2 separate regions of the Homo sapiens genome follow, and region 2 is linked to region 1. A link is an interaction called in ENCODE POLR2A ChIA-PET data of the cell type or tissue named here. Cell type or tissue: HepG2. All regions are shown on one strand. Links, peaks and the distances in the headings refer to the core of each region. The heading gives the core; the rest is flanking DNA. Region 1 overlaps BAIAP2L2 (BAR/IMD domain containing adaptor protein 2 like 2). Region 2 has its middle 16 kb from the start of MIR4534.

Evidence for each region. ChIA-PET counts read pairs that join two places held together with the same protein. Peaks named below come from ENCODE experiments on the same cell type or tissue, not always from the same donor. Only the 100,000 strongest peaks of a DNase experiment are listed, where the experiment ranks them.
Region 2: POLR2A ChIA-PET joins it to region 1 with 7 read pairs; 2 of 35 experiments call an interaction of 5 or more read pairs at or near these places.

What each region holds. Positions count from the first base shown.
Region 1 is chr22:38,086,917-38,094,916 of GRCh38, reverse strand. It overlaps BAIAP2L2 (BAR/IMD domain containing adaptor protein 2 like 2), which reads left to right. Exons shown (of 14, transcript NM_025045.6): 8 at 5,243-5,395; 9 at 5,686-5,821; 10 at 5,953-6,169; 11 at 7,653-7,793. Among named protein-coding and RNA genes, the nearest start is that of SLC16A8, 6.7 kb to the right of the region's middle. In HepG2, for the core only: no CTCF peak of the experiment used is centred there; no DNase peak of the experiment used is centred there.
Region 2 is chr22:37,996,507-38,013,557 of GRCh38, reverse strand. It overlaps a transcript of POLR2F not described here. Among named protein-coding and RNA genes, the nearest start is that of MIR4534, 16 kb to the right of the region's middle. RefSeq lists a silencer at 14,682-14,976 and enhancers at 14,366-15,220, 16,371-16,932. In HepG2, for the core only: no CTCF peak of the experiment used is centred there; DNase peaks (open chromatin) are centred at 817 and 5,247; H3K4me3 peaks cover 589 bases.

The DNA.
Region 1 (8,000 bases), core at 1-8,000:
GCCTCCCAAAGTGCTGGCATTACAGGCATGAGCCACCACGCCCGGTCCTGGCTTGGGGTTCTTATCCCTCCCACGCCTCCCACGCCTCCCACGCCCTCCCCGAGTCTCTGGATCTGAACCCACGGGCCCAGGGATACATGACTGGATCCAAAGACCCAGATTTCGGCTCAGGCTCTCATCTGCCCACTGTCACCGCCTCACCCGGCCCCAGGCTCAGCCTTCTCGTCCCCTGCTATCCCACAAAAGGTCTGCCAGGGAGAAACAACTTCCTTTTTTGAAAAACAGTTTTATTGAGATATAATTCACATACGATTCACCCATTTACAGTGTACACTTTCTGGTTTGTAGTATATTCACAGAGTCATGCATCCATCACCACTATCAAGCTTAAAATATTTTCAATACCCTCCACCACAGTAACCCAGTACCTCGGCCAGGCGCGGTGGCTCACACCTGTAATCCCAGCACTGTGGGAGGCCGAGGCGGGTGGATCACCTGAGGACAGGAGTTCGAGGCCACCCTGGCCAACATGGTGAAAACCCGTCTCTACTAAAAATACAAAAGTTAGCCAAGCGTGGTTGTACATGCCTGTAATCCCAGCTACACAGGAGGCTGAGACAGGAGAACTGCTTGAACCCAGGAGGTGGAGGTTGCAGTGAGCCAAGATTGCACCACTGCACTCCGGCCTGGACAAGAGCGAAATTCCGTCTCAAAAAAAAAATACAAACCGGTACCCCTTAGCTGTCATTCCCAATCCTCCCACTCCCCCAGCCCCAGGCCACCAGGAATCTACTTTCTGTCTCAATACATTTGCCCATTCTGGACATTTCATATAAACAGAATCATACAATGTGTGTGCTCTTTTGCGACTGGCTTCCTTTTCACTGCTGGATAATATTCCATTGCTTGGATACACCACATTGTATTTACTCGTTTACTCGATGTATTTACTCAGATGTTAGCTGATGGACGCCTGGTTGTTTCCACTCTTTGGCTGTCATGACCACTGCTGCGCTGAGCATCCATGTACGAGTCTTCATGTGGACATATGTTTTCATCTCTCTTGGGTATATAAGAGTAGAATTGTGGGGCCATATGGTAACTCTATGTTTAACTGTTTGTGGAACTTCCAGACCGTTTTCCGGAGTGTTTCCGTGTCCATCAGCAGTTTATGAGGGTTCCAGTTGTTTCACGTCCTCGCTACTATTTGTTACTGTCTTTTTGATAATAGCCATCCTAGCAGGTGTGAAGCGATATCTGATTGCAATATTGATTTCCGGTTCCCAGATGGCTAGTGATGTTAAACATGTTTTCCTGTGCTTCTTAGCTATTTATAGATCTTCTTTGGAAGGAAACTCTTTTTCACCTGTGTTAAACTCCTTTTTGCCTGTAAATAGTTAACCATCAACATTAAGAGAAGAGCTGACCCCCTCCTTGACTGCCTCCTCGTGGGTGAGGGTCCCTCAGGAGGGAGCTGTGGGTTGAACAGGCAGATTTTCCCCTATGCATGGTGTGTTAGTCCGTTGTGCATTGCTATAAAGGAATACCTGAGGCTGGGTAATTTATTTTAAAAGATGTTTATTTGGCTCTCAGTTCTGCAGGCTGTACAAGAAGTGCATTGCCCGCATCTGCTCCTGGCGAAGCCTCTAGAAGCTTACAATCATGGCAGAAGGCAAAGGGGAAGTTCATATCACATGGCCAGAGAGGGAGCCGGTGGGGTGCCACACTCTTTCTTTTTTCTTTTTATTTTAAGATGGAGTTCTGCTCTTGTTGCTCAGGCTGGAGTGCAGTGGCATGATCTCAGCTCACTGCAACCTCCACCTCCTGGGTTCAAGCGATTCTCCTGCCTCAGCCTCCTGAGTAGCTGGGATTACAGGCATGCACCACCATGCCCGTTAATTTTTGTATTTTTAGTAGAGACGGGGTTTCACCATGTTGGCCAGGCTGGTCTTGAACTCCTGACCTCAGGTGATCCACCCACCCACCTCGGCCTCCCAAAGTGCTGGAATTAAGGTGTGAGCCACCGCGCCCGGCCACTGCAATCTTTTAAACAAGGAGATCTTGCATGAACTCATACCACTCATTACCGTGGGGTACAGCACCAAGCCATTTATGAGGGAGCTGCCCCCATCACCTCCCACTAGATCCCACCTCCAACACTGGGGGGTCAGATTTCAAGATGAAATTTAGAGAGGACAAATATCCAAACCATATCACATAGGGAGCAAGTAACATGTTGTCTGACCCAGCTGGACTTTAAAACATCCAAGATCTAACTCCTAAGATAGCTAAGCATATATATTTACTTCTTGTTCTATTTATAAGTAGAAGGCACATTTGGGGTGGGCGTGGTGGCTCATGTCTGTAATCCCAGCACTTTGGGAGGTCGAGGTGGGTGGATCACCTGAGATCAGGAGTTCAAGACCAGCCTGGCCAACATGGTGAAACCCCGTCTCTACTAAAAATACAAAAATTAGTCAGGAATGGTGGCGGATGACTGTAATCACAGCTACTCGGGAGGCTGAGGCACGAGGATGGCTTGAACCCGGGAGGCAGAGGTTGCAGTGAGCCGAGATTGCGCCACTGCACTCCAGCCTGGGCAACAGAGCAAGGCTCGCTCTCTCTCTCAAAAAAAGAAGGCAGCCTTAGAATAAGATTTAAAGAACTCTAGGTGCCCGGGCACGGTAAATTGTCTTTCTTATTCATCTTCGCTAATTAGTCTTTGCTTAGTCCAAGTCTAGTCAGTAACGTGCCTTCCCACCTCATCCTTAGCTTCTCTCGTTTACTGCAGCTGTGCAAATGTATCTCCAGGATAAATTCCTAGAAGTGGAATTGGTAAGCCCAAGAATATAGTCATTGGTTGCACCAGTTTACACTTCCATCAGTGATGTATGAGTTTCTGTGCTTCTGCACCCCTTGACAACAGTGTATGAGCAAACTTTCTGATCTTGGCTAATTAGAAAGGTAAAAATGGTATCTCGGTGTGGCTTTACCTCATACTTGTCTTAAACGCGAGCTTGACATCTTTTCATGTTTCAAAGCCATTGGATTTTCTGTGCTGTGACATGCCAGTATCTTTTCATCCACTTATTAATTTGTAGGAGCTCTTGATATGTTACTGAAACCAGCTTTTTCTTGGTGATGAGTTGCAAATACAATAGCCAGTTTGCCATTATCATTTGCCTGTGTTATGATTGGTTTTGCTATACAAAAACATTATTTTTATTTAGTAAAATGTATCGGTCTTTTCAAGTTTATGGGTTTGGTGTCATACTTAGAATGGCTGTTTCACTTCGTAAATATATTTTTAAAATTTTTCCCATGGCCTCTCTGATGGTTTTGAAACCGTATGCAGTGTTTCTTCTCACCCACCATTTATTTTAATTTTTGTGGTACATAGTAGGTGTATATATTTATGGGGTACATGAGGTGTTTTGATACAGGCATGCAATGTGTAATCATGACATGCTGGAGAATGGGTATCCATCCCCTCAAGCATTTATCCTTCGTGTTACAAACAATCCAATGATACTTTTAAATCCCTTTTAAAATACGACATGTGACTGGGTGCAGTGGCTCACACCTGTAATCCCAGCACTTTGTGAGGCTAAGGCGGGTGGATCACGAGTTGAGGACTTTGAGACCAGCCTGGCCTATATGGTGAAACCCTGTCTCTACTAAAAATACAAAAATTAGCCAGGAGTGGTGGCGCACGCCTGTAGTCCCAGTTACTTGGGAAGCTGAGGCAGAATAATCACTTGAAGCCGGGAGGCGGAGGTTGCAGTGAGCCAAGATCGTGCCACTGCACTCCAGCCTGGGCAACAGAGCGAGACTCTGTCTCAACAACAACAACAAGAAAGATATGCAGAACCTAATGCTCTCACTTTGCTTATGTCTCTGAAACTTCTGCACAAAGGCCTTCGGGTTTTATCTTTGTGCTATTCTGCTAATTAGTTACTGCAGGGAAACAGAGGGGCTGTCCACTTAGTGACCAGCTAGACTAGTTGCTCCAGTGATGGGAGGCACCAAGCCTTCCCGTTATTGCTGCCTGAGTTTGACGTGAGGTTTTTAGTCATGGGGCCAGGTTCAAGGCAGAAATCATTGAAAGTGTAGTCGTAGGGGGCATCTTCAAGGACAGACCAACACAGACCCCTTCAACGCTTACTGAATGTGACACCTTGAGCCAGTCACTTAACTTCTCTGACCCTCAGTATCTTCTTTTATAAACTGGAGATAATAATTGCACCTACCACCCAGGGCTATTGCGAGAATCAAGTAAGATAATGCAGATAAAGCGTTTAAAGCAGGGCCTGGTATGGAGTCACTGCTCGACAAAGGGAGCTTTTCTTAAGGTGACCGTCTTGAGCTAGGCCTTGAGGGACAGGGATGTTTGAAAAGAGGGAGCGATCTTTATGGCTGGAGAATGCAGCATTCTGATTGTACCTGGGATTTTATTATGACTGAGTGACAACACAGAAAGGTCAGTGCCATTGAAAGAAGTTTTAGGCCAGGCTCGGTGGCTCACGCCTGTAATCCCAGCACTTTGGGAGTCCGAGGGCAGGCAGATCACCTGAGGTCAGGAGTTTGAGACCAGCCTGGCCAACATGGTGAAACCCCGTCTCTACTAAAAATACAAAAATTAGCTGGGCATGGTGGCAGGCGCCTGTAATCCCAGCTACTCGGGAGGCTGAGGAAGGAGAATGGCATGAACCCGGGAGGCGGAGCTTGCAGTGAGCCGAGATCGCGCCATTGCACTCCAGCCTGGGCGACAGAGCCAGACTCCGTCTAAAAAAAAAAAAAAAAAAAAAAAAAAAAAATGCATTTTCCATAGTGTTACTGGGTAAGTAAGTAATGGGACTGGGTTCTTTGGTCGTAGTTTCTATCTAAGCGCCATTCCTGAGCCTATCGCTGCAGGAAGGAGGATGGGGTGATTGAGTGGCCAGGCCTGGGTGCCACCCCTACCCCTGAAGCTGGGCGGTGAGGACAGCCCCGCTCAAAGCACACACATTGACGCGGGAAGCGGGGGGTCAGAGGAAGCTCTTCGTGGAAAATGGAGGTGCCTTTGCCAAAAGTAGAGGGTGCGGGTTGGACGGTGAGCTGGCTTCTGGCTCCTTCCAGCTAGAAAATCCGGTCGTCCCGAGCTGGTAGGGCCTGAGCTCTCAGGTCGAGGGTGTCATTTTGGGTCCCCAGGATTCAGGGAGCCGCCCGGACCTGGCTGACCCCCGTGTCCCCGCCCGGCCAGGCCCGGGGGATGCTCCAGAACCGCGTGCTGCTGTGGAAGGAGCAGTCTGAGGCCAGCCGCAGCCCGTCGCGCGCCCACTCCCCCGGCCTGCTGGGCCCCGCGCTGGGGCCGCCCTACCCCTCGGGCCGCCTGACGCCCACCTGCCTGGACATGGTGAGGCCCTGGGCGCCCCCGCCGCCGTTCGCGCCCCCGCCGCCCCCCGCGGGGGCCCGGGGCCTCAGGCCCCCAGCCTGGAGCCTCCTGCCCCCCAGGCTCCCGCTCTACGCTGCATCCCCCGGCCTGCCCTTCCGCCCCGGCGCGTTCTCCGCGCCCCCGTGGTGGCCCGGTCTCCGCCCCCAGAACCCCTACGCCGACGCCTGGGACTGGGGGTGGGGGCTGGACTAGGGCGCGGCCCCGCCCCCCCCCCCCCCCGCCCCACCCTCCCCTGCCCATCTCCCCCGCAGCCCCCGAGGCCCCTGGGAGAGTTCAGCTCCCCCCGCAGCCGGCACGGCTCCGGCTCCTACGGCACCGAGCCCGACGCGAGGCCCGCGTCCCAGCTAGAGCCAGACCGTCGCTCCCTGCCCCGCACGCCGTCGGCCTGTGAGTGCCCCCGCCCCGGGGCGGCAGGAGGGCCGGGAGAGGCGCGGGGGTGGGGCTGCAGCAGGAGGGATCGAGGGCAGACGCCAGGAAGAACTTCCTGCCCACGTGCCGCCGCGCTCTCCCGCCCACAGCCTCGCTCTACAGCGGCAGCGCCCAAAGCTCGCGCTCCAACTCCTTTGGCGAGCGCCCGGGCGGCGGCGGGGGCGCCAGGAGAGTCCGCGCCCTGGTCTCCCACTCGGAGGGCGCCAACCACACGCTGCTGCGCTTCTCCGCTGGGGACGTGGTGGAGGTGTTGGTGCCCGAGGCCCAGAACGGCTGGCTCTACGGCAAGCTGGAGGGCTCGTCCGCGTGAGTGGGAGCCTTGGAGGGGCCGGGGGTGGGTTGAGAAGAAGGCCCTGGGGGCCGGGAACCCGGGGACCTGCCGGACTGAGGTTTCCCTGGCCTCCCCCGGGGGCCTCGGACAATGCTCCTCTCCTCCCGACCCCCGCACCCTGCCTCAGTTTCCTCATTCATTCAGTGGGAGTAGGAAGAGCCGCCTTACCAAGTTCAGGATGACGGTCCTTGAGAGCGGGCAGAGGATGGGGGATGGGCAGGTTCTTCCAAAAGTGTGGAAATGGCAGAAATCCTATTGCTTGAGCACCTACTGTGTGCCTGCCTCTGGGAGGAGGCTGCTTCCCCTCTGCAGAGTCAGCCCTGGAACTCTGATGCAGGGGGCTGGGCTGGGAGTAGGGGCTTAAATGTGCTCACCTCTTTGCGGTCAGGCTCCGTGGAAATCCTGAAAGCACTTAAACTGGGCTGTTTTGACACTTGACGTGGAGGAGGATTTGGGGAGTTTCATACAGTGAGGTTGCCAGAAAGTGCGGAGGACAGCAGGGCTGGCAGCTAGCAGAGGGAATGGACAGGCACCACTGTCCTGCAGGGGAAAACGGGGCAGATGGGGCTGGCTGGAGCCAGGCAGTGCCCCCTCGGGGCTTCATGGGCAGGGTAGTGTACGGTGCCCACTCCTGCTGCAGGAGAGAAGCAGCGCAGGATGAATGCGTGCATGGGCAGAGCGGGTGGTGGCTGCCCACACCAGCCCACGGATGGATGAGTGGTCCTGTGCTTAATGGATGGTGGACAGGCGAATGGGTGGACCAGGGGATGTGCGTCTGGGTAGGTGGAGGTCTGTGTGTGCAAGTGGATGGCCTTAAATGGCGGGGGGGGGGTCACTGACTGGGTGGTTAGGGACATGGGAGGATGCGCAGATGTGGTGGACAGACACTGATGGGTGATTGGAGAGGTGTGAGTGGTGAGGGGGTGCTGGATGGATTCGTGGCTACACGGGGGATGGAGTATAGACAGGTGAGTGGGGGATAGGTGATGTATGGAGGGACTCATAGTTAGGCGCGAAGGTCCATAGCTGGGCGGGTGACCACAGGGACAGGAACGGAAGGGGGTCAGTGGGGAGAGAGATGACTGAGAACGCCAACGATAGGGACACCTGCTGCTGGAGTGGCTGCTTCACAGACCCACAGCAGAGGACGGTGTGCTGCAGATGCCTTGGGGACCTGAGGATAGAACCTTCTAGATGGAGGCTGTCACACCCTCCTGGGATGTTCTGGGACCATCGTTCCATCCTTGACTCACATAGCCTGTTAGGGAAAAGGATAGCGTGTGTTATTATCAGTAGGCACTTGCAGGTGAAAACAGAAGTAAACATACGGAATTGATTGTAGTCTGTCAATTCGAGGTGAAGTAGCTTCCAGTGACCCTGAGGGGAGGATGTCTTCTTTTGGTCATTGTCCCCAGGCCTGGCTTCTTTTGGTCATTGTCCTCTGCCTCTACCCCACAGGAGCGGTTGGTTCCCCGAGGCGTACGTGAAGGCTCTGGAGGAGGGGCCCGTGAATCCCATGACCCCCGTGACCCCCATGACCTCCATGACCTCCATGTCCCCCATGACACCCATGAACCCCGGGAACGAGCTGCCTTCCAGGTACCTGAGTCATCAGGGGTGGGGCGGGGGTGAGGACGCCGGCAAGGGTGTCACTGCCCAGCGGAGAGGATCTGCAAGGTGCAGGCTTGTTTTTTTGTTTTTTTGTTTTGTTTTGTTTTTTTTTTTTTGAGACAGAGTCTCACCCTGTCACCCAGGCTGGAGTGCAGTGGCGCCATCTTGGCTCACTGCAACCTCTGCCTCCTGCAT
Region 2 (17,051 bases), core at 395-8,394, 82 kb after region 1:
AGTTAGGAATTCTGAGACCATTTTACATGTACACAGAGTTTGAACAGATAGGTAAATATGCTATAGACAATGATAGCAAGATTTCTCTCTGCTTAAGAAAGAAGTCACAACTGACCGGGCGTAGTGGCTCACGCCTGTGATCCCAGCACTCTGGGAGGCCAAGGTGGGTGGATCACCTGAGGTCAGGAGTTCGAGATCAGCCTGGCCAACATGATGAAACCCCGCCTCTACTAAAAATACAAAAATTAGCCAGGCATGGTGGCATGTGCCTGTAATCCCAGCTACTCAGGAAGCTGAGGCAGTAGAATCACTTGAAACCGGGAGGCAGAGGTTGCAGTGAACCAAGATCATGCCACTGCACTCCAGCCTGGACGACAGTGAGAATCTATATGAAAAAAAGAAAAAGAAAGAAGAAAGAAAAGAAAGGAAGGGAAGGAAGGGAAGGAAGGGAAGGAAGGGAAGGAAGGGAAGGAAGGGAAGGAAGTCATAACTAAGCAATGAGGGAGTGCTAGAATAAGTTCTGTGGGGCAGGAGGTGCAGCTTCATTTCCATCTCCTTGAGTGAGAACTGGACTTAGTGACTCACTTCTGATGGACAGAATATGAAGACAGCTGTTTTTACAGTGGAGCAGACACCATCTTAACTCAGAGGTCTGGCTGACATCACCATGAATAAGACATATCAATATCATGTACGCCCTGCAATGACGTGATGATAGGGCAATCACCTCTGTGGTGTTCTTCCCCAAAATCCACACCCTCATTTGAAAAAACACCAGAAAAAAACAAGTTGAGGGACATGGTACAAAATGCCTGACTTGTACGCTTCAAAAATGTCAAGGTCATGAAACACAGGAAGGAGAATAGAGAAACTGTCAACAGTTAGGGGGAGACCTGGGAGATATGGTGAGTAAACGTAACGTGGGATTCCGGCTTGGATCCTGGAACAACGACAACAACAACAACAACGACATTAATGGGAAAACTGAGGAAATCTGAATAAAGACTGTACTTCTGTTATAGTATTTTACCAATGTTAATTTCTCAGTAAGTGTATCATAGTTATGTAAAATCTTAACATAGAGGAAGCTGGGTAAAGGATATACGGGAATTTTTTGTACTGCCTTGGCAACGCTTCTGTAAATCTAAAATTATTTCAAACTAAAAAGTAAAAACAGGCCAGGTGCGGTGGCTTACACCTGTAGACCCAGCACTTTGGGAGGCCAAGGCAGGAGGATCACTTGAGGCCAGGAGTTCGAGACCAGCCTGGCCAATATGGCAAAACCCTCTCTCTACTAAAAATACAAAAATTAGCTGGGCATGGTGGTGGGTATCTGTAATACGAGCTACTGGGGAGGCTGAGGCACAAGAATCGCTTGAACCCAGGAGGTGGAGGTTGCAGTGAGCCAACATTGTGCCACTGCACTCCAGCCTAGGCGACAGAGCAAGACTCTGTCTCAAAAAAAAAAAAAAAAAGTATAAAAATATAAAATACTTAGGGATAAATTTAACAAAATATGTGAAGACCTCTACATGAAACTTATAAAATATTACTGATTGCTTGGTGCTTTATTATGCTGAAAAAAGAAATAAAATTTTAAATAAATAAATGTTGCTGAAAGAAATTAAGGAAGACATAACTAAATGCAGAGCTATGCCACATTCATGGATCAAAAAAACTAAACATTGCTGAGATATCAATTCTCCCCACATTGTCCTATAGATTTAATTCAATCCCAGTAAAGAAAAAAAAAAATGCCAGCAAGCTTTTTTTGAAGAAATTAACAAGCTGATTTTGAAATTTATATGGAAACACAAAGGATCCAGACTAGTACAGGAATTTTGAAAAGAAGAACAGAATTGGAGGACTTGTACTACTTGATCTCAAGATTTACAAGCCTATAATAATCAAGTCAATGTAGCATTGACATAAAGGCATACATCAGTGGAAAAATAGAAAGCCCAAGAATAGACCCACACATGTGGTCAATTGATTTTCAACTAAGGTGTAAGAGACAAGTCAATAGGGAAAGAACAGTCTTTTCAATAAATAGCACTCAAACAATTGAATAAGCAAGTGTAAAAAAAAAAAAAAAGAACCATAACCTTTATCTGACAACATATTTTTAAAAATTAATTCGAAACAGATCACAAGGCTGGGTGCCGTGGCTCACACCTGTAATCCTAGCACTTTGGGAGGCCAAAGCAGGTGGATTACTTGATCCCAGGAGTTCAAGACCAGCCTGGGCAATATGGCAAAACCTTGCCTCTACAAAAAAAAAATACAAAAATTAGCTAGGCATGGTGCGAATGCCTATAGTCCCAGCTACTCGGGAGGCTGAGGTGGGAGGATCACTTGAGCCTGGGAGATGGAGGCTGTAGTGAGCTGTGATCATTCCACTGCACTCCAGCCTGAGTAACAAAACAAGACCCTGTCTCAAAAAGAAAGAAACAGATCATAGCCCCAAATGTTAAATATAAAACTATAAAACTTTTAGAAGAAAATATAGGAGATAGAATTTGGGAACTTAGGCAAAGATTTCCTAGATACGACATGAAATGCACAACTCATAAAAGAAAACAATTGATAACTTATACTTCCTCAAAATTCAAAACTTTCGCTCTTCAAAAGACACCATTAAGGCTGGGTGCAGTGGCTCACGCCTGTTATCCCAGCACTTTGGGAGGCCAAGACAGGCGGATCACCTGAAGTCAGGAGTTCGAGACCAGCCTGGCCTGCATGGCGAAACCCCGTCTCTAATAAAAATACAAAAATTAGCTGGTCGTGGTGGGGTGCTCCTGTAATTCCAGCTGCTTGGGAGGCTGAGGCAGGAGAATTGCTTGAACCTGGGAGGCGGAGGTTGCAGTGAGCCGAGATCGCGCCACTGCACTCCAGCCTGGGTGACACAGCAAGACTCCCTCTCAAAGCAAAAAAAAAAAAAAAAAAAAAAAAAAACACAAGGAATTATTACTACATATTTATTACATATACATATTTATTAGAATGGCTAAAATTTTAAAAACTGATCAGACTAGGTGTTGTTCAGGGTGAAGGAACTGGAACTCTGAAACCTCGCTGCTGGAAATGTGAAATGGTACAGCTAATTTGGAAAACAGTTTGATCCTTTCTCTCTCTCTCTCTGTCTCTCTCTCTCTCCTCTCTTTCTTTTCCTTTATTTTTTTTTTGACAAGGCCTTGCTCAGTTGCCCAGGCTGGAGTGCAGTGCTGCAATCATAGCTCACTGCAACCTCAAACTCCTGCGTTCAATCAATCCTCCCACCTCAGCCTCCCGAGTAGCTGGGACTACAGGTGTGCACTGCAATATCTAGTTAATATTTTTACTTTTAATAGAGATGGAGTCTTGCTATGTTGTCCAGGCTGGCCTTGAACTTCTGGATCCAAGTAATCCTCTCACCTCAGCCTCTCAAAGTGCTGGGATTACAGGCATAAGCCACCACGCCCAGACTTGATCATTTCTTTAAAAGTTAAATATACATACCTCATGACCCAGACATTCCACTCATGGCTATTTATCTACAAGAAATGAAAGCATATGTCCACACAACTTGTACATGAATGTTCATAGGAGCTTTATTTGTAATAGCCCAAATCTGGAAACAACCCAAATGTCTATCAACAGGTGAAGGGATAAACAAATTATGGTCTAGCCATACAATGACATATTCTTCTGTAATAAAAAGGATAAACTACAGATACACACAACAACATGGATAAATCTCAAAACAATTATGCTGAGTGACAGAAGCCAGACCACACACAAAAACGAGTACCTTCTGTATGATTCCATTTAGATAAAATTCTAGAAAATACAGATTAATCTACAGTGACTGCACGTGGTTGCCTAGGGAGAGGGTGGGGTGAAGGGAGGGATGACAAAGGGGCAAGAGGAAAGTTTGGGGACGGTAGATGTACTTGTTTACTTGATTGTGGTGATAGAGTTTCATGTGTGATGCATACATGTGTCAAAACTCATCCAAGTGCACCTTTTCAATATGTGCAGTTTATTGTATGTCAACTGTACCTAAGAGAAGCTGTCAAAAACGTAATTTTAAAAAAGGAAAACCAAACCCAACCAGGAAACTGTGTACTTCTCACCACTGCCACTGTGGCCTGCCAGGCCACCCCCAGCTCCCTGGCCCCCGCCATTGCCTCTCCTCTGAAATACCTCAGGGGCCTCCTTCCTGGCCTCCCAGCTTCTGCTTTGACCCCCTCAGGCCATTCTCAACAGAGTAGACAGCAATCCTGTGAACACAGAGATCAGGGCACATCTCTGCTCTGCTGAAACCCTCGCAGCCCCACTGCCCTTGGAGTACGAGCCCATGTCGCCACAGGGACCATCTGGTGGTCCCTCGAATCTCTTCCTCTCTGTCCCCCTCGCTCATTCTGTCCCAGCTGCACTGGCCTCCTGGCTGTCCTCAGAACGCTCCGGCCACGCTCCCACCTGGAGCCTCTGCACGGTTGTTCCTTCTGTCTGGAATGTTCTTCCCCAGATACCCAAATGTCCAACTGCCTGTGCAACTTCAGGTCTTCATGCATATGCCACCTTCTCAGAGGGGCCTGCCCCTCCATCACTGTCCCCTCTACTCCTGACACCCCTTTCCCTGCTCCACTTGCCCACATATCATACTATGTAAAATTAATGCACTGCTTTTTTTCTTTTCTTTCTTTTTTTTTTTTTTTGAGACAGCATCTCACTCTGTCACCCAGGCTGGAGTGCAGTGGTGCAATCTCGGCTCACTGCAACCTCTGCCTCCTGGGTTCAAGCGATTCTCCCACCTCAACCTCCCTAGTAGCTGGGATTACAGGCGCAAGCCTGGCTAATTTTTTGTAGAAGAGACGGGATCTCGCCATGTGGCCAGCCTGGTCTCGAACTCCTGACCTCAGGTGACCCACCCGCCTCGGCCTCCCAAAGTGCTGGGAGTACAGGCCTGAGCCACCGCGCCTGGCTTTTTTAATGTTTTGTTGTTGTTGTTGTTTGTTGGTTTTTTTTTTTGAGACAGAGTCTCTCTCTGTCACCTAGGCTGGAGTGCAGTGGCATGATCTCGGCTCACTGCAACCTCCACCTCCCAGGTTCAAGCGATTCTCCTGCCTCCGCCTCCCTAGTAGCTGGGATTATAGGCGTGCACCACCACGCCCAGCTAATTTTTTGTAGTAGAGACCGGGTCTTACCATGTTGACCAGCCTGGTCTTGAACTCTTGACCTCAGATGATCCGCCCACCTGGGGCTCTCAAAGTGGTGGGATTACAGGCATGAGCCACAGCGCCTGCCTTTTTTAATGTTTAATTTTTTGTTTTGTTTTGAGACAGACTCTCTCTGTCACCCAGTTTGGAGTGCAGTGGTGCAATCTCTGCTCACTGCAACCTCTGCCTCCTGGGTTCAAGTGATTCTCCTGCCTCAGTCTCCTGAGTAGCTGGGATTAGAGGCAGGTGCCACCACGCCCGGCTAACTTTTGTATTTTTAGTAGAGACGGGATTTCACCATGTTGGCCAGGCTGGTCTCAAACTCCTGACCTCAGGTGATCCACCTGCCTCAGCCTCCCAAAGTGCTAGGATTATAGGCGTGAGCCACCACACCCAGCGAGTTTATTGTAAAGCAACAGAGGAGCTAAAGGGGGCCTGCCGTGGCAGAGCTCTGAAGGCAAGTGGGCTGCACACAGACCACAGCGTCTATACTCACTCGCGCAGGCCTCAGTCCTGCTGCCCCATCACAGGGAGCCCAGCAACGCTGTAATTCCCCATTCTTCAGGACAGAAATCTACCATGACCACAACTAGTGTGAGTTCCCCTCTCCCTCCCTCAGGCATTTGTTAATTCAGCAAGTCTTTGCGGAAGGCCTGCTGCTGCTGATGGGCCCAGGCAAGGCCCTGGGGGACTCGGGAAGAACTGGAGGCCCGCGGTGCCCTCTCTGTCACCTGCCAGCCACCAGAAGCCCTGGGAGGCATGGCTTTCCATCTCATTTTGCAGACGTGAAAGCGGGTCTTGGAGGCATGGGGGCGGCCCCGCTCTGTCCACCGCCAGCTCCTCCAGTGTCCTTCCACCTCCCAGGCTCCCAGCATTCCTTTTTCCAGGTCAACCTTAGCCACATCCCTCACATGTCTGGAACCTTGCCCCCTGACATGGGTCTCTGCTGCTAAGTCCCCCTTCTGTCTGCCAGCCACCCTACTGCTGCCTGCCTGGGCCACCTCATGCCCTGTGAGCCCCTCAGGGTCTGCCCTATGGCTGAGCCCACTCTCCCTCTGCCTTCTTGAAAGGTTCCCACCACCCTGGGCAGTCCTGGGTGGCTGCTATCAGGAGACCTAGTGAAGAAGGGGCTGGGGGCCTGCCGGAGACATGGTCTCTCTCATCCAGATTTTCACGGCACTCTGGGAGGGCCCTTCCCTCAGGCTTTCAGGGTGCCAGATGTCCAGTTGGGGGTCTAGGTTCATGTTCCCACTCTGCAGCTCACCACAGGCAACCTTAGCCACATCTGTCTCCCTCCAGGCCTCTCAGCTCAATTCCCTGTAAAATGGAGTACCCATACCAGTAAATTTCAAGTTCCTTTCAGATGTGTGCGCCTGTGGCTTCCAGAAGCTCTACAAGAAGACAGATGCAGGGTGCACTCTGGAAACTTGGACTGTGATCACAAGTCAGCCCACTGTCCTCTCCCAAGCTCCTTCTAATCCAGACCTCTGTTGGGTGAGGCAGGAGGACCCCAGGATCCCCACCATGCAGATGTGGAAGCTGGAGCTCGGAGACGACAGGCTCCCCAGGACAATGGCATAAACAGAGGTGACAGAGCTGGGGCCATGGTTGCTGACCCAAGTTCTGTTCCCTGTCCTTCCCCCGTTGCTGCCTCCCCAAGCCAGGCCCTTCCTGGGGGGTCTGTGGGAGCAATGGACCAGGTAGGATGGAAAAGCTGCTCCTTGCTCCCCTTGCCCGCTCCTCCCCAGAGCCACATTGAAATTTCCCTTCTGGAATGACCCTTGGGGACTAGTGCGAGCAGGTATCAGCTCCAAGAGTAAGGGATGAACCTGCCTCGTCTCCTCTGTCTTCCCAACATGTGCCTCGGCGCCTGGCCTGGCACACAGTATGTGCCTGCTAAATATTTGCTGAGTGAGCGGCTGGAGGGTGGCCCTTGCTATGGGCTGGGTGGCTGTGGTCAGCTCCTAATGATCACTCTGACTCCAGAAATAATCCCAGGTCCCTGGGGTGTGTGCATAGCCACCCACATGCCTGCTCACTGCCTCGCTCACTGGTTCGCTGCCCTCCATATGTCCCAAATTCCATCTAGACCAGCGTTTTTGCAGCTCAATGGAGTGAAGAGCAAACCATTTTTTTTTTAATTTTTTTAGAGATGGGGTCTCACTCTCTTGCCCAGTCTCGAATGTAGTGGTACCATCATGGCTCACTGCAGCCTCTACCTCCTGGGTTCAAGCAATCCTCCCAAATAGCTAGGACAACAGGCATGGGCCACCACACTTGGCTAATATTTTTTTTCAATAGAGATGGTGTCTCACTAGGTTGCCCAGGCTGGTCTTGAACTCCTGGCCTCAAGTGGTCCTCCTGCCTCGGCCTCCCAAAATGTTGGGATTACAAGCGTGAGCCACCACATCTGGCCCAAGGTTTTTAAAAACCAATTCTTTGCAGACCAATACTTCTGTAACATACAATAAAAAACAATTACTAAAAATGATTCACAGTCTTGGAAATTGCAGCCACATCAAATTGTTACAGGAGTTTCTAGACTATACTTGTCTAAGTTCTGTACTCATCTCTGACCTTGCTGAGGATCAGTGACAAACAGCGCAAGGAGGTCCCACTCTGCAGACCTCGCTCAGAGGGTACTGCTCTGGGTCTTGTCATTTTAGGTGATTACATCGCCCCTCCATTCCTATTTTGCCTGACAATCCCTCACCCTGGCTCCTGCACACCCGATCTATCACCAACTGCCTTCCATCGTAATGTTTTGCTGGTGGGAGCTCTCCTCTCTGGCCCCCAGGCCAGTACCAGCTCTCCTGCTATCAGTCTTTCCTCCACCTGGCCAGGATGAGCTTGCTAAAGGTCTATAGGGTTCCATCACCCCTGAGCTGAAATCCTTTGTGGTTCCCCATTAGGACTCCCAACTCTTAAATCTGGCATTCGAGGTGGCTCACATGCCTGTAATCCCACCCTTTGGGAGGCTGAGGTGGGCAGATCACTTGAGGCCAGGAATTTGACATCAGCCTGACCAATATGCTGAAACCCTGACTCTACTAAAACAAAACAAAAATTGGCTGGGCATGGTGTTACACACCTGTAGTCCCAGCTACTCGGGAGGCTGGAGTGAAGGACGTTGGAAATAGGTGGTAATAACACCCCTACCACTTCCTGAGTGCTCACTGTGGGCCAGGTGCTTTCTACCTAAAAGACATGCATATCTACTCGCTGAGTTCTCATAACTGTCAGTATGGAGCAAGAGATGGCAGGCAGGCCTGATTTAACTACAATCTGCAGAATCCATACATGCCCTGCAGTTAAAAACCAATGGCTCCTGGCCTTTCTTCTTGTTTTTCTATATTTTCTAATTTGCCAGCAACAAATATGTATCACATAGTTTTGTTTTGTTTTGTTTTTTGAGACGGAGTTTCACTCTTTTTGCCCAGGCTAGAGTGCAATGGCCCAATTTCAGCTCACCGCAACCTCTACCACCCAGGTTCAAGTGATTCTCCTGCCTCAGCCTCCCAAGTAGCTGGGATTACAGGTGTGCGCCACAACACCAGGCTAATTTTGTATTTTTAGTAGAGATGGGGTTTCACCATGTTGGCCAGACTGGTGTCGAGCTCCTGGCCTCAAGTGATCTGCCCGACTTGGCCCCCCAAAGTATTAGGATTACAGGCATGAACCAATGCGGCCAGCCTATCATGTGGTTTTTGACACTGGGTTTTATTTATTTATTGTTTTCTTACAGAGGTAATCAAGTTAGCCAGTGGTTTTTAACTTCAGGGCATGTATGGATTCTTCAGATTCCAGTTAAATCAGGACTGCCTGCCATCTCTTGCTCCATTCTGGCAGTCATGAGAACTCAGCGAGTAGATATGCATGTCTTATAGGTAGAAAGCACCTGGCCCACAGTGAGCGCTCAGGAAGTGGCAAGGGTGTTATTACCACCTATTTCCAATGTCCTTCACTCCAGCCACTGCCTGACTTGTTCTCAAATCTCTCCTCTTCTTCCCTCCCTACGACCCATCCTAATACAGGTTGTCATCATTTTTCACCGGTGTTAACACTCCAGCCCCTGGCCAGGTGTGGTGGCTTATGCCATCAGGATCTCAGGGAGGTGGGAGGGTCACTTGAGGCCAGGAGTTCTAGACCAGCCTGAGCAATATAGTGAGACCCCCCCCACATCTCTACAAAAGAATAAAAATTAGCCAGACACAGAGGTGCATTCCTGTAGTCCAAGCTACTCTGGAGACTGAGGCAGGAGGATTTTTTTAGCTGAGGAGCTTGAGGCTGCAACGAGCTATGTCACGCCACTGCACTCCAGCCTGGGCAACACAGCGACACCCCATCTAAAAAACAAAACAGTATCCTAATCTCCTAGTGGGTCTCCGGCCTCCACTCTCCAGCACCTCCCTCCCTTCCCCATCAACCACGCAGCTGCCACAATGCTTTGAGAGTGAACTTGGGGAAAAAAGGCTGACTGTTCTGGGCACAGTGGCTCACGCCTGTAATCCCAGCACTTTGGGAGGCTGAGGCAGGTGAATCACCTGAGGTCAGGGGTTCGAGACCAGCCTGGCCAACATGGTGAAACCCTATCTCTAATAAAAATACAAAAATTAGCTGGGCATGGTGGCGCGCACCAGTAATCCCAGCTACTTGGGAGGCTGAGGTGTGAGAATCGCTTGAACCTGAGATGCAAAGGTTGCAGTAAGCCGGGATCATACCACTGCACTCCAGTGGTGACAAGAGTGAGACTCCGTCTCAAAAAGAAAAAAAAAAAAATAGGCTGACTGTGTCACCACCACTCTCCTCACCCTTCTTAAACTATCTCCCAGCCGGGTGCAGTGGCTCACTCCTGTAATCCCAGCACTTTGGGAGGCCGAGGTGGGCGGATCACTTGAGGTCAGGCGTTCAAGACCAGCCTGGCCAACTTGGTGAAACCCCATCCTTACTGAAAATACCTAAGTTAGCCAGGTGTGGCGACACGCACCTGTAATTCCAGCTACTCAGGAGGCTGAGGCGGGAGAATCGCTCGAACCCGGGAGGCGGAGGTTGTGGTGAGCCGAGATCACGCCACTGCACTCCAGCCTGGGCAACAGAGCAAGACTCTGTCTCGCTCATGGTTCCTGACTGTCCTTAGGATAAAGTCCAAGCCTGGTACATAAGCCTCTACCAAACTTTCTAGAGTTACCCTAACCCCTCCCCTGTTCTCCACATCCTAATTCCAAAGTATCTTGCATGCCAAGTATCTCGCCTTTCTCCCTAATTTTCCATGTGCTTTCCCTTCTCTGAACCTTTGCTCACACATCTCCCTTTACGTCAAGACTCAAAAGTTGGCCGGGCGCGGTGGGTCACGCCTGTAATCCTAGCACTTTGAGAGGCCGAGGCAAGCAGATCACGAGGTCAGGAGATCGAGACCATTCTGGCTAACACGGTGAAACCCCGTCTCTACTAAAAATATAAAAACTTAGCTGGGCCTGGTGGCAGGTGCCTGTAATCCCAGCTACTCGGGAGGCTGAGGCAGGAGAATGGCGTGAACCCAGGAGGCGGAGCTTGCAGTGAGCTGAGATGGCGCCACTGCACTCCAGCCTGGGCGATAGAGCAAGACTCCGTCTCAAAAAAAAAAGACTCAAAAGTCACCATCAGGCCATTTTCCCCTCTATTCAATCCCTTCTCTCTCTGTAAGGTTGCACCCAAACATCACCTCCACCGGGAAGCCCTTCTCCGTTGCCCCCAGACACAGCTGACTTTGCTGAGCAACCCCAGCCCCATGGCCCCAGCCAACATGGTGAAACCCAGTCTCTACTAGAAATACAAAAATTAGCCGGGCATGGTGGCAGGTGCCTGTAATCCCAGCTACTCAGGAGGCTGAGGTGGGAGAATTGCTTGAGCCTGGGAGGCGGAGGTTGCAGTGCCCTGGACACTTTATAAGACTCTTGTGGGTCCCACTGACCCCACATTGCATCAAGCATGTTGAAATGTACCCACGTCACATGCTACATAGAACTGGTTGGCTATAAACAAGTTTTAAAGAGTCTTTTTTATTTTTCATTTAAAATTTTGAATAATTTCTCTGTTGCTATTTTTGTATACTTTGGAGCTGGAGTTTTCTTCTTTAGTTCTTAAGCACTTTTGTGGCCCAATAAAAAGTCTAGAAGTGATATGCTTTGTCCAAGTTTGGGGAAAAAAATAAATTAAAAAAAAAAAAAAGGCCAGGTGTGCTGGCTCGCGCATGTAATCCTAGCACTTTGAGAGGCTGAGGTGGATGGATCACCCGAGGTCAGGAGTTTGGGACCAGCCTGACCAACATGGTGAAACCTGGTCTCTACTAAAAATACAAAAATTTGTATTTTCGTATTTTTACAAAATACAGGCATGGTGGCAGGTGCCTGTAATCCCAGCTACTCAGGAGGCGGAAGTGGGAGAATTGCTTGAGCCCAGGAGGCAGAGGTTGCAGTGAGCCAAGATCATGCCACTGCACTCCAGTCTGGGCACCAGAGTGAGACTCCATCCAAAAAAAACCACTTGGCCAGGCAAGGTGGCTCACACTTGTAATCCCAGCACTTGGAAAGGCCTAAGCGGGCAGATCACTTGAGGTCAGGAGATGGAGACCAGCCTGGCCAACATGGTGAAACCCCATCTCTACTAAAAATACAAAAATTAGTCAGGCATAGTGGTACATGCCTGTAATCCCAGCTACTCAGGAGGCTGAGGCAGGAGAATCGCTTGAACCTGGGAGGCAGAGGTTGCAGTGAGCCGACATTATACCATAGCACTCCAGCCTGGGCAACAGAATGAGACTCCATCCAAAAAACAAACAAAGCAACTCTATAGTCCAGGAGCCTCCAATGTCAGGCATTCACTGTCTCCATCCCAGTGCTCATCGCTCTCTGTGTCCCCAAAATGAATAAATTCGTAAATTCCCCTAAAAATCTATCTTTAATCTCTCTGAATCTAATATGATGCAACTCACATTATTTCTGTATCTGTCAACTGTGTCTCTATAAGATACTTCTGTAATTTTTATCTGTTCTCTCTAAAGATCTCTGTTCACAACACACTGGGTGTCCAGCAGGCACGGTCGAGAGCCTGCCATGGCCCATGTGTTACCGTTCTTGAGCCTTGCAACAACTCATGAATAAATTCTATTATCCCTGTTTTACAGATTAGGAAACTGAGGCTGAGAGAGGGGAACTAGCTTGCAAGTAAGAGGCCACAGGGCAAAGAAGGGCTCTCAGGAGTGTTGACTCTAGTCCTTCTCTAACCTCTCTCAACCCCTCCTCTCAGTGGTGCTGCACCCATGCCAGCCGCCACTCCTTACTTGCTCCTTTTCCTACCCTCTGCTTCCAGGCAAGACGCAGATGTCATCTCCGTTCATACCCTTCATCTTGCCTCAACATCATCACCCCATTCCATCCCATAAACACTTCCTGAGTTCCTACTATGTGCCAAGCGCTGTGCTGAGAACTGGAATGAAAATAATGAATGCCAAGGTCACCAGGCTATGAGCTCCGAGGGCAGGGACAGAGCCCACAGCAGAGTTGGTGGGTCCTCATCAGCCCCTGTGAAGTGCCTGTGGTCTCCATATGTTCCCAAAGGAAGCTGGTTTCACTTTGAGCATGTTGGAGAATGTTATTTCAAACACCTTACACCTCCAAAGCCAGGCAGGGAGCCCTGGGCTGCCCCTCCTCAATGGTGTTGGCTTATTCCTCTGGGTGGGGCCTGTGTCCAGCAGCCCCTGGGCTGGTGACACCAACCACCCTAGTGCCCTGCACAGACTGCAGAGGAACACAGGGTCAGCACCATCTCGAGGGGCCCAAAGCCACCCTCCTGATAACCCCCCATATTTGGAAAGCACTTTAGTTTGCAAAAGGCTCCACCTTCTTTCTCCGTGTGTCCTCTCCCCACCCCAGCTATAAGTAAGGAATTTTCCCAGCCCACTTGGCCCCTAGCATCCAAGTTTGGGCAAGAACCCAGGAGTCCAGACTCCTAGCCCAATGTAGAAGAGCCTGCCAACTCTGTTTACTCCACAGTGCCCCAGAAAGGCCCTCTCTTTTCTAGACCTCAGCTCCCTGTCAGTACAATAAGAAGGTCCGGCTGGACAACCGCTAAGCTCCCTTCAGGCTTTAGCATGCCAGAGTCTACCGTGGGGGCGCAGGTGGCCAACTCCCAGGGGAGGAACCGAGGCCAGTGGCTGCACACACTGTGCCTGCACCATGCCGTCAGGGGAGGCATCATGTTCCGGCAGGACCAGCAGGATGAGTCACCAGATATGGAAATGACGCTGGCACACAGGAGGTCTGGGGGCCAATAAGCTCACCCTCGCCAAAACCACAGCTGAGGAGGAACAGTGCTGGGATCCCTGCGATTCGCCTAGCGGGCACAGGCTGCCAGGTGCAGATCCAGGCAGTCAAATGGTGTGCACAGTGTGCCTTCCAGCCCAAGGGTAGTGGAGGCTGCCCAGCCCTCCAATAACAATAATCATCACAATAAAAATAACAACACACAGTGGTTGGCTATTGTGTCGGGCACTTGACACCTGTTACCTTCTCTTACCTCTGAACCTGCCAGTTATGACATGACCCATTTTCAAGAGGAAACCCCGGGGCTCAGAGAGACAAAGGAGCTCTGCCCAGGTCACAGGGCCAAGGAGTGGGGCACCCTGCTCTGACTGCCCCAAAGCCCTCATCCTCCGCACCCCACTGCCTCTGCGTCCCACAGAGTCTAGGCTCATTTCGGCTCGGTGGCCAGCCTGAGGCCCTGGGGAGGGGAAGGGGTGTCAGGACGCCCAGGTGCAGATGACCTGGGAGGATTCTGACTCAGCCCCACAACTGGAGCAGGAGAGCACCACACCCTCCTAGGCCTCCTGGAGCCTCGCCAAGGCCTTCCTTAGGGTATGACATTCGGATGTCAGGAGACCTGCTGGTCCTCAGTGACCACAGGCCAGGCTGAGGCTGCCACAGGGGCCTGAGCTGACGAGGAAGGCTGAGCCCCCTGTGATGGCCGACAAGCTCCAGCATCCCCACACGCAGGCGGCCAAAGGTGCCTGCAGCCACCCGGTAGAAATGTGTCTGAACTGGGCCTGGAGCCAGGCAAGTGGGGCTCCTGGATCCTGGGACAGAGGGTACAACTCAGGACCCCAGGCTGGCACTCCACAGCACCATCCCCAGGGCATTTCCCACAAGGAGCACCTGGATCTCTCAGCAAAGATGGGGGCAGACTGGGAGAGCCCAGGAACTCAGGGCCAGCTGCCCAGCAGGCCCACCTCGGGGTAGAGGGTACGGCCGTCTGGGAATGAGGGAAGACAGAAGGGGGAGGCCCTGGGTGAGGGAATGACAGGAGGGGGTCTTCATCTTGTGTAGGGACGGGGGCGCATCTGTGGTGAAAAGCAGGACCCATCTTGGGGCGGCGGGTCCTCCTACCAGGGCGGGCTCCTGTACCAGCCAGACCCTAATGCCCTGCCTTTGACATCTCCGTCTCAGCCCCCACCACACCTCTCCTCTCCTCTCCTCTCCTCTCCTCTCCCTCTCTCTCTCCCTCTCACATTCCTCTGGGAGTCGATCAGTGCTTGAGTGACACCCCAGATGACTCTTTGCTATTAATTCCCACACACAGAATGGGCCCCTTGTTCTCTTCTCTCGGAGGAATGGCCGTGGCCAAAGCCATCCCAAGAGTCCCTGACTTAACCCTTCTCCTGGCCGGTCCTCTGCACATCCCACGCCCAGGGCCACAGGGCCAGCAGTAGGGAGGGTGCAGAGAGGGAGTCTGGAAGGAACAGGGGCTCCTTCCAGCCCACAGCCCCTGGAATAAAGTCCCCAGGGTGGGACAGCAGGACCACCCCAACCTGCCCAGGGAGCCTGACAGCAACTCCTCACCTGAGGTTCTCACCAGGCCCTGGAAGTCAGAAGGCCTGTCCAGATGTAAGTGTGAGGCCCAGGGTCCACAGCCTCCCCAGGGCCAGCCTGATGTCTCTGGACCCCAGGGAGGCCCCTTCAAGGGGCAGGTGGAAGGCTCAGACCCTCGGCCCGGCCCTGGCCTTGAGGGAGTTAACACGGACTGGAGGCAGGACACCACCTGTCAGGGCAGGTCTCTGAGGAGAGATGAGGCGGCCATGGCCTCTTTTGATCACAGGATAAATTGCTCCGTTGAGTAAAAGCCCAACATCCCCTCATTCCCTGCCCCTGCCCCACCCCCAATCGACCAGAGGCGGGAAGGAAAGGCTTAGACAATGAGAGAGAGGGAAGAGCTTGTGAGGAGAAACTGAGGCCCCGGGAGGGGAAGAACATACCCCTCCACTCCCACTTCCCACCCTCTCCCTGCCTCTTCCCCAATTCCACAAGCCGTCTTGGCTCTCTGGGCGCTGGAAAGCTCTCACCGGAAGGGGACACAAACACCTGCTCTTCCATCAATCTGGGCAACCCTGGCTCTCGCGCCAGGAGATGGTACAAATCCTGCGGTCCATGACTCTGTGAGGGTCGTGTCCTAGGGAGGCTCGGACGCATCCTTACCTCCTGCCTGTCCCCCCTCGACAGACGGTGAGCTGTGGGCTCACAGGAGGTGAGGTCCCTGGGACAGCCAGAGAAAGGGCCCCGGGGCAGTCTCAGGGAAGCTGGAAATGGGAAGAGGGAGATGCGGAGCTGGGCACAGGCACGAGGGAGGGGCAGGGTGACCCAGGGCATGCAGGGGACAGAGCCGGGTGTCCTGGGGAAGGTAGGCTGGAGCCAGGTGGGGAAGACTGCAGGTTGCCACAAGCCTTGGCTTCTCTAACTTGTCAGCTCTCCCCATCTCTGTCATTTTCCCAGGGTCCTCCCCACATTTACAGAGGCAGGGCAGATGAGAGGTGGCACAGGACAGAGACAGAGAAATTCATGGAGGGAGGGACAGAGAGAACGCATCAGGGAGAGAAAAACAGGGAGAGACAGAGACAGGGCTGGAGAGAGACAGGGAGCCAGGGCAGGAGGGCCAGGACAAGAAGGACACCAAGAGGCAGGAGCGACCAACTGTGGGATGTGGGGTCAAAATTAAAAAGCTTCCCAGAGAGAGGAGGCTGGGGACAGAAAGAGGAGAAGGAGGGAGCAATGGACAGAGAAAGAAACAAGGTGGAGGCCGAAGTGGAAAAGAAGGGAGAAAGGTCAGGGGGAAGAGGCCTTCAGAGGAGGGGATGGAGGGGAGACTCCGGCTGGGAAGCTCAGGGCCCTCCCAGGCCCCTCTGTGTTTGTTCCTGGCAGGTCCACAGCACACACCCTCCCCAGGCAGCACCCTGCTCCCTACGGCCTGCCACCTGTGTCCCAGCTGGCCTGCCACCTGTGTCCCAGCTGGCACCCCAGAGGATGCAGCCAGCCACTGCAGCCCTTGCCTTCCCGAGTAGGACACAGGAGTGGGGTGGCCTGCCCTAGGGGTGGGAGTTTCAAGGCTGGGGAGAGGCCCTTAGACCATCTATGGCAGTAGTGCCTCCACCAGGTGCGTCGTAATCGCAGCGGAGATTTAAACATACAGATGTCCCACCCAAATCTACCACTCAGAATGGGGCCTGGGAATTAGTCTTTTAAAACTCCCCAAGGGCTTGTGTTCTTTGGCCCCAGGTTTGGACCACATTGGCAGATGAGGAGAATGACAGTGGCCAGAGAGGGGCTGTGCCCCACCCAAGGTCACACAGCAATTACTGACAGAGCCCAGCCTTTCAGTGAGGCCTCCCAGGTCCCACCCAGGGCTCTTCCTCCTGTTGAGTGACACTGCAGCTAGGTCTGCACAGGGCTGGGCACACAGGAAGGGTGTAAGTGGGCAGTGCCCTCTCCCTCTCGCTCCATCCCTCCTGCCTCAAGGCCCCAGCCAAGCTCTCCAGGGGCTGCCAGG